Regions from separate parts of the Homo sapiens genome. Here region 1 is linked to region 2. The links are chromatin loops, found by intact Hi-C in ENCODE. Cell type or tissue: gastrocnemius medialis. All regions are shown on one strand.

Evidence for each region. A loop is a pair of places that touch in the nucleus more often than their neighbours do. Peaks named below come from ENCODE experiments on the same cell type or tissue, not always from the same donor. Only the 100,000 strongest peaks of a DNase experiment are listed, where the experiment ranks them.
Region 1: it touches region 2 in a loop (3-fold over the local background); 2 of 110 quality-filtered maps call a loop at or near these places.

The regions. Positions count from the first base shown.
Region 1 is chr1:9,554,430-9,556,929 of GRCh38, reverse strand. The region is part of intron 2 of SLC25A33 (solute carrier family 25 member 33); the gene reads right to left. Among named protein-coding and RNA genes, the nearest start is that of SLC25A33, 16 kb to the right of the region's middle. RefSeq lists a silencer at 1,313-1,513. In gastrocnemius medialis, no CTCF peak of the experiment used is centred here; DNase peaks (open chromatin) are centred at 749, 1,359 and 1,689; H3K4me3 peaks cover 848 bases; H3K27ac peaks cover 2,500 bases.
Region 2 is chr1:9,241,554-9,244,053 of GRCh38, reverse strand. All of the region lies in intron 1 of H6PD (hexose-6-phosphate dehydrogenase/glucose 1-dehydrogenase), which reads right to left. LOC124903836 (a long non-coding RNA gene) reads left to right here and starts at 1,336. Exons shown (of 2, transcript XR_007065455.1): 1 at 1,336-1,498; 2 at 1,781-2,091. In gastrocnemius medialis, no CTCF peak of the experiment used is centred here; DNase peaks (open chromatin) are centred at 914, 1,343 and 1,923; H3K4me3 peaks cover 1,389 bases; H3K27ac peaks cover 2,500 bases.

The DNA of each region.
Region 1 (2,500 bases), 310 kb before region 2:
TTAAAGTATTCATATATAAGTGATGGCTCATTATTGTGTAGCTGTGGCTGTATTAACCAATGAAGCCGGTGGGACTGTAATGAAAATAGTTTGTCTTTTGTGTGGTGTGGAAGTTGTTCCTGTATTAAAACATGGAGTGGCCTTTTTCCTTTGATTTAAATTTTACTAAACAATTGCCCTAATTGAGGGGAGGGAACAGATACACACAGACACACAGACACACACACAGACACACACACACACACACAGACACAGACACACACACAATCTCTTATGGGGGGGGCTGGATTTACTGGAGATTAGAAAGCCATAAGAATCCAAAATGTTCTAAAATCAGAAACTTTTTGAGTGACAACATGATGCTGAAAGAAATGCCCATTGGAGCATTTTGTATTTCTGGACTGGGGATGCTGAACTGGTATGATGAAGCAAATATTCCAAAATCCGAAATCTGCATTGCTTCTGGTCCCAAGCATTTCAGATAAGGGACACTCAACCCACATATCCTGTAAAACCTAAAATGGAGAAACATTCCCATTTACCTTCCAGGTTGGCCCTATTGACACCCACACTTTTGGGTAACAGTTCCCCAGTTACAGTAAATCCAAATTCACTAGTCATGATTATTTGGCAAGAGGAAATTCATTTTGAATGTTACTGAAGTAACATTACCTGTCTTCAGTTTCCTTATGTCCAAAGCACTGCATGTTCCTTAGAAGAAAGGTGTCACCCGGGACACTGGCACCGCCTAAGCATGTGAAAAGGCAAAGCAGGAGGAGTGTTCTCACAGTCCCATCTTGATGGGGGCCATGGACTCGGATCTGTCCTGAGAGCAAAGTGTCCCTCCACATCTCTGTGCTTCTGTCCCTCCTGTACCCACCCCCAACTTTCCTGCCCAGTGTCTCCACTCCTTTTCTTAGCATTTAATTTAAAAACCTGATTCTCACCCAGACACAGTGGCTCATGCCCATAATCCCAGTACTTCGGGAGGCCAAGGCAGGCAGATCTCCTGAGGTCAGGAGTTCAAGGCCAGCCTGGCCAACATGGTAAAACTCTGTCTCTACCAAAAATACAAAAATTAGCCAGGCATCGTGGTGCATGCCTGTGATCCCAGCTACTCGGGAAGCTGAGGCAGAAGAATCGCTTGAACCGAGGAGGCAGAGGTCTCAGTGAGCAGAGATCGTACCACTGCACTCCAGCTTGGGTGACAGAGTGAGAATCTGTCTCAAAAAAGAAAACAAACAAACAAACAAAAACCCCAATTTCTCCTGGAGTCTTGGACACCAATCTCCCTGTTCCCTCGCTGGGCTTCTGATGCTCTCACTTGTCCCTGGCATCTGGTCTTGCTGTTCAGTTTCGCTCAGTAAGCTCAGATGTACCTTTGCACACATTTGGCATGAATGCCCCAGTGACTCATAGTTGGGTTTTACAAATAAAACATACCTAAAAATAAACTAAGCACTCTCCAACTCATCCTGCCTTATCTAAATTGTGCCTAAAAGTGCTAAATGTGGCTGGGTGCGGTGGCTCACGCCTGTAATCCCAACACTTTGGGAGGTCAAGGTGGGCGGATCACGAGGTCAGGAAATCGAGACCATCCTGGCTAACATGGTGAAACCCCGTCTCTACTAAAAATACAAAAAAATTAGCTGGGTGTGATGGCGGGCACCTGCAGTCCCAGCTACTCAGGAGGCTGAGGCAGGAGAATGGCGTGAACCCAGGAGGCGGAGCTTGCAGTAAGTGGAGATCGCACCACTGCACTCCAGCCTGGGCGACAGAGTGAGACTCCATCTCAAAAAAAAAAAAAAAAAAAAAAAAAGTGCTAAATGCGTTGTTTTTAAAACAGAGCATCTCCATTTTATTACTTCTTTTTCTAACATTTCCCAAATAAATCTCTACACTGATAGCTTTCTTGATGAATGTCTTTCTTGAACATACTCTTGCCCAAGAATCAGTTTCAAAGATTTGAATATCATGCTCAGTTAAATTCAACTATTAATTATAGAGCATCTCAAAGTACAAGGTCCTGAGCTAAAAATCAGATATTCAATCAGTTCTCTTCTGAATTTGATTTTACCTTATGCATAGACTGATAAGCCAAATTTGACTTAAGAATATTTGGCTACTTTATAAGCAAATGAATTATTTTTTCTACAGTAAAAATAATAAAATGGGCAGGTAGCTCAGGTATAAAACAAATTTTAAAGCCCATTTTATTAAACATAACTTTTCTACACATTTAAAAATATTTCCCAATAAAAAGCAAAAAAAAAGCTGGTGTGGTGGCTCACGCCTGTAATCCCAGCACTTTGGGAGGCTGAGGCAGGCGGATCACCTGAGGTTGGGAGTTTGGGACCAGCCTGGCCAACATGGAGAAACTCCATCTCTATGAAAAATACAAAATTAGCCGGGCATGGTGGCGCATGTCTGTAATCCCAGCTACTCAGGAGGCTGAGGCAGGAGAATCGCTTGAATCCAGGAGGCAGAGGTTGCGGTGAGC
Region 2 (2,500 bases):
CTCCCATTCTGCAAATGGAAAAGCTGAGGCTCAGGTCAATGAAGGTCCCAGGGTAAGAAAGCAGGGGAGCTGGGACTGACTGTGCAGCCACTGCATGACATGCCCAATGACCTCTCCAGCACCGCTATAGAGGGGACCAAATCTGCCTCTTGACCCTGACGTCAGACCCCCCCTCCCACCGCCCCCGCCTCTTCCTCATCTCTCTCAAAATTCATGTCCAAGAGGGTCCTAGTGAGTGACCAACCCAAGGTGAGGACCAACAACAGTGTCTGGGCCAGTGGCTACAACCTCTCCCAGGTAAGCAAACCACCTGGGCTAGTGTTCAGCCTAAACTGAGGCACTCACATGCATGAGAAGTAGAGGCCTAAGGTGGGTCACAAACACACCAAGTATTTGTTTGTTCTGCCCTTCTGTTCTAACCAAGGTTGTAGGGCTTCCTGCACTGAATTCTTCCTCCACAGCTCTCTGGCTCTCTAGCTTCCAACCAAGGCCAGTGTTGGAGGGAAAGGAAGAAGGAAGTGAGGGGGAAAGTCATCACGGCCGGCATGCCCATGGGAACTAGTCAGAAATCCACGGTGGAAATGGGGCTCAGCCTGCAGGTGGGAGCAGTGACGAAGGAACTGAATGGCTGATTTAGCGCCTATTATATGTCAGGCATTTACCAGGTAAAGGATTAACAAAATCTTTAACAACTTTAGGAAGCCATAATCTGGTAATACAAATGGAGAAGTTGAGGTTTAAAGAGATAACTTACAAAAGTCCCCACAGAACCAGCCCAATGACCTCTCCACCATCCCTATACAGAGGGCACCAATCTGCCTCTTGACCCTGACGTCAGACCCCCTCCTCCCACCACCCCCTCTGCCTCTTCCTCATCTCTCTCAAGATCCATCTCCAAGAGGGTCCTAGTGAGGGACCAACCCAAGGTGAGGACCCAACCACAGTGTCTGAGCCAGTGTCTACAGGACACACGACGCGTCCATCACTGGAGCTTTAACTAGAGGATCAGGGCCACACGGGTGGCTCCCCAGCCTTCCTCTCCCACTCTCCCTGTATCTGCCCTCACCCCTAAATACACACACGGACCACAGGACCATTCTGCTTTTTCCTCCTGCTTTCCAGTCCCTGTCCTTGGCCCTTCAAGCGTTTTTTCCTCAACCGGCAATCGCTCGTCTGGAGAGAAGGAGAAGCTGCAAGGTCAGTGCAGGAGAGAGGCAGCAAGAAATCTGAAGCCCAGAGAACAGCCTGGAGAAGGAGGAGCCGCCAGCTGGCAGGCTGCGCTTCAGAGCTGCTGATCGGATCCTGGTAGCCAGGGCTCTGGACGTGCCTGGTACAAAGGGAGGAGCTAAGCCTCCAGAGTCCTGGCATGGGCAGGTGGGGGAGCCCCAAGGGCCAGCACCTCTGCCCCCACCCCAGAAGACTGCAGACAGCTGTGACGGATGGCCACCTGGCCTGAACTGACTCCTGGCCCTCTCTTTAATCCTGTTCTGACTCTGAGGTTTGCCACAGTCCTCCCTGACCAGTCCTGTTGTGGGTCCCCGGTTCTGAGGTTGGCCTCCCTTATCTGTTATGTTGCCAGCACTCCTTTAAACAAATCCAAGATATTGGGTATTACAACATGATTGCTTACTCTGTGGTTGCAAAACAACTAAAAAACAACTCTTTCCTAAATGGGTGGGGGTAGTATGTGTGGGTATTTTTTTTTTTATGTTTTTTTAACCTTTACAGTGTTTCTCAAACTTTAATGAGCATTTGAATTTCCTGGGGATCTTTTTAAAAGGACATTCTGATGCAGAAGGAAGAGGACCTGAAGTGCTGACAGCTGGTCCAAGAGCACACTTTGAGTAGTGAGACTCCGGAATACTGAGCAGCGAGCACCAGAGCAGCAGTTCTCATCAAAGGAGGGCATCAGAACAAACACGCGGTCCTCGCCTCCTGCTCCCTTTCTCAAGACAGAGACATTCTGATCCAGTAGGTGTAGGGTGGGTCCTAACACAGGTGTTTCGAAACAGTCTCAAATGGTTTCATGCGCCCATCCCCTTGTAAAAACTGGTTGTTCCTGAATCCAATAATAATACCTATGTTAACCAAGTAGTCGGCGTGTGCCAGATGACTTAAACGCACCTTTCCAATCATTCCTCACAACAGTCTTGTGGAGGAGGTTCTGTGAGGAGTCTCATTCTACAGACGAGGAAACTGGGAGGTGAAGGAAACTGTCAAGCCACAAAGCCTGGACCCTCAGTCACGATGCTAAACAGCTTCCTTTGTCAAGCAGAAGAAGGAAGCATTGGGGTCCAAGGACCTGGGCTCAAGACCACTGCCTAACTTCGTGATCTAATTAAGTCAGCTAATTAGGCCAGGCACAGTGGCTCATGCCTATAATCCCGGCACTCTGGGAGGCCAAGGCAGGAGGATCACTTGAGCCCAGGACTTCCAGACCAGCCTGGGCAACACAGCGAGACCCCCATCTCTACAAAAAATATTTAAAAACTAGCTGGGC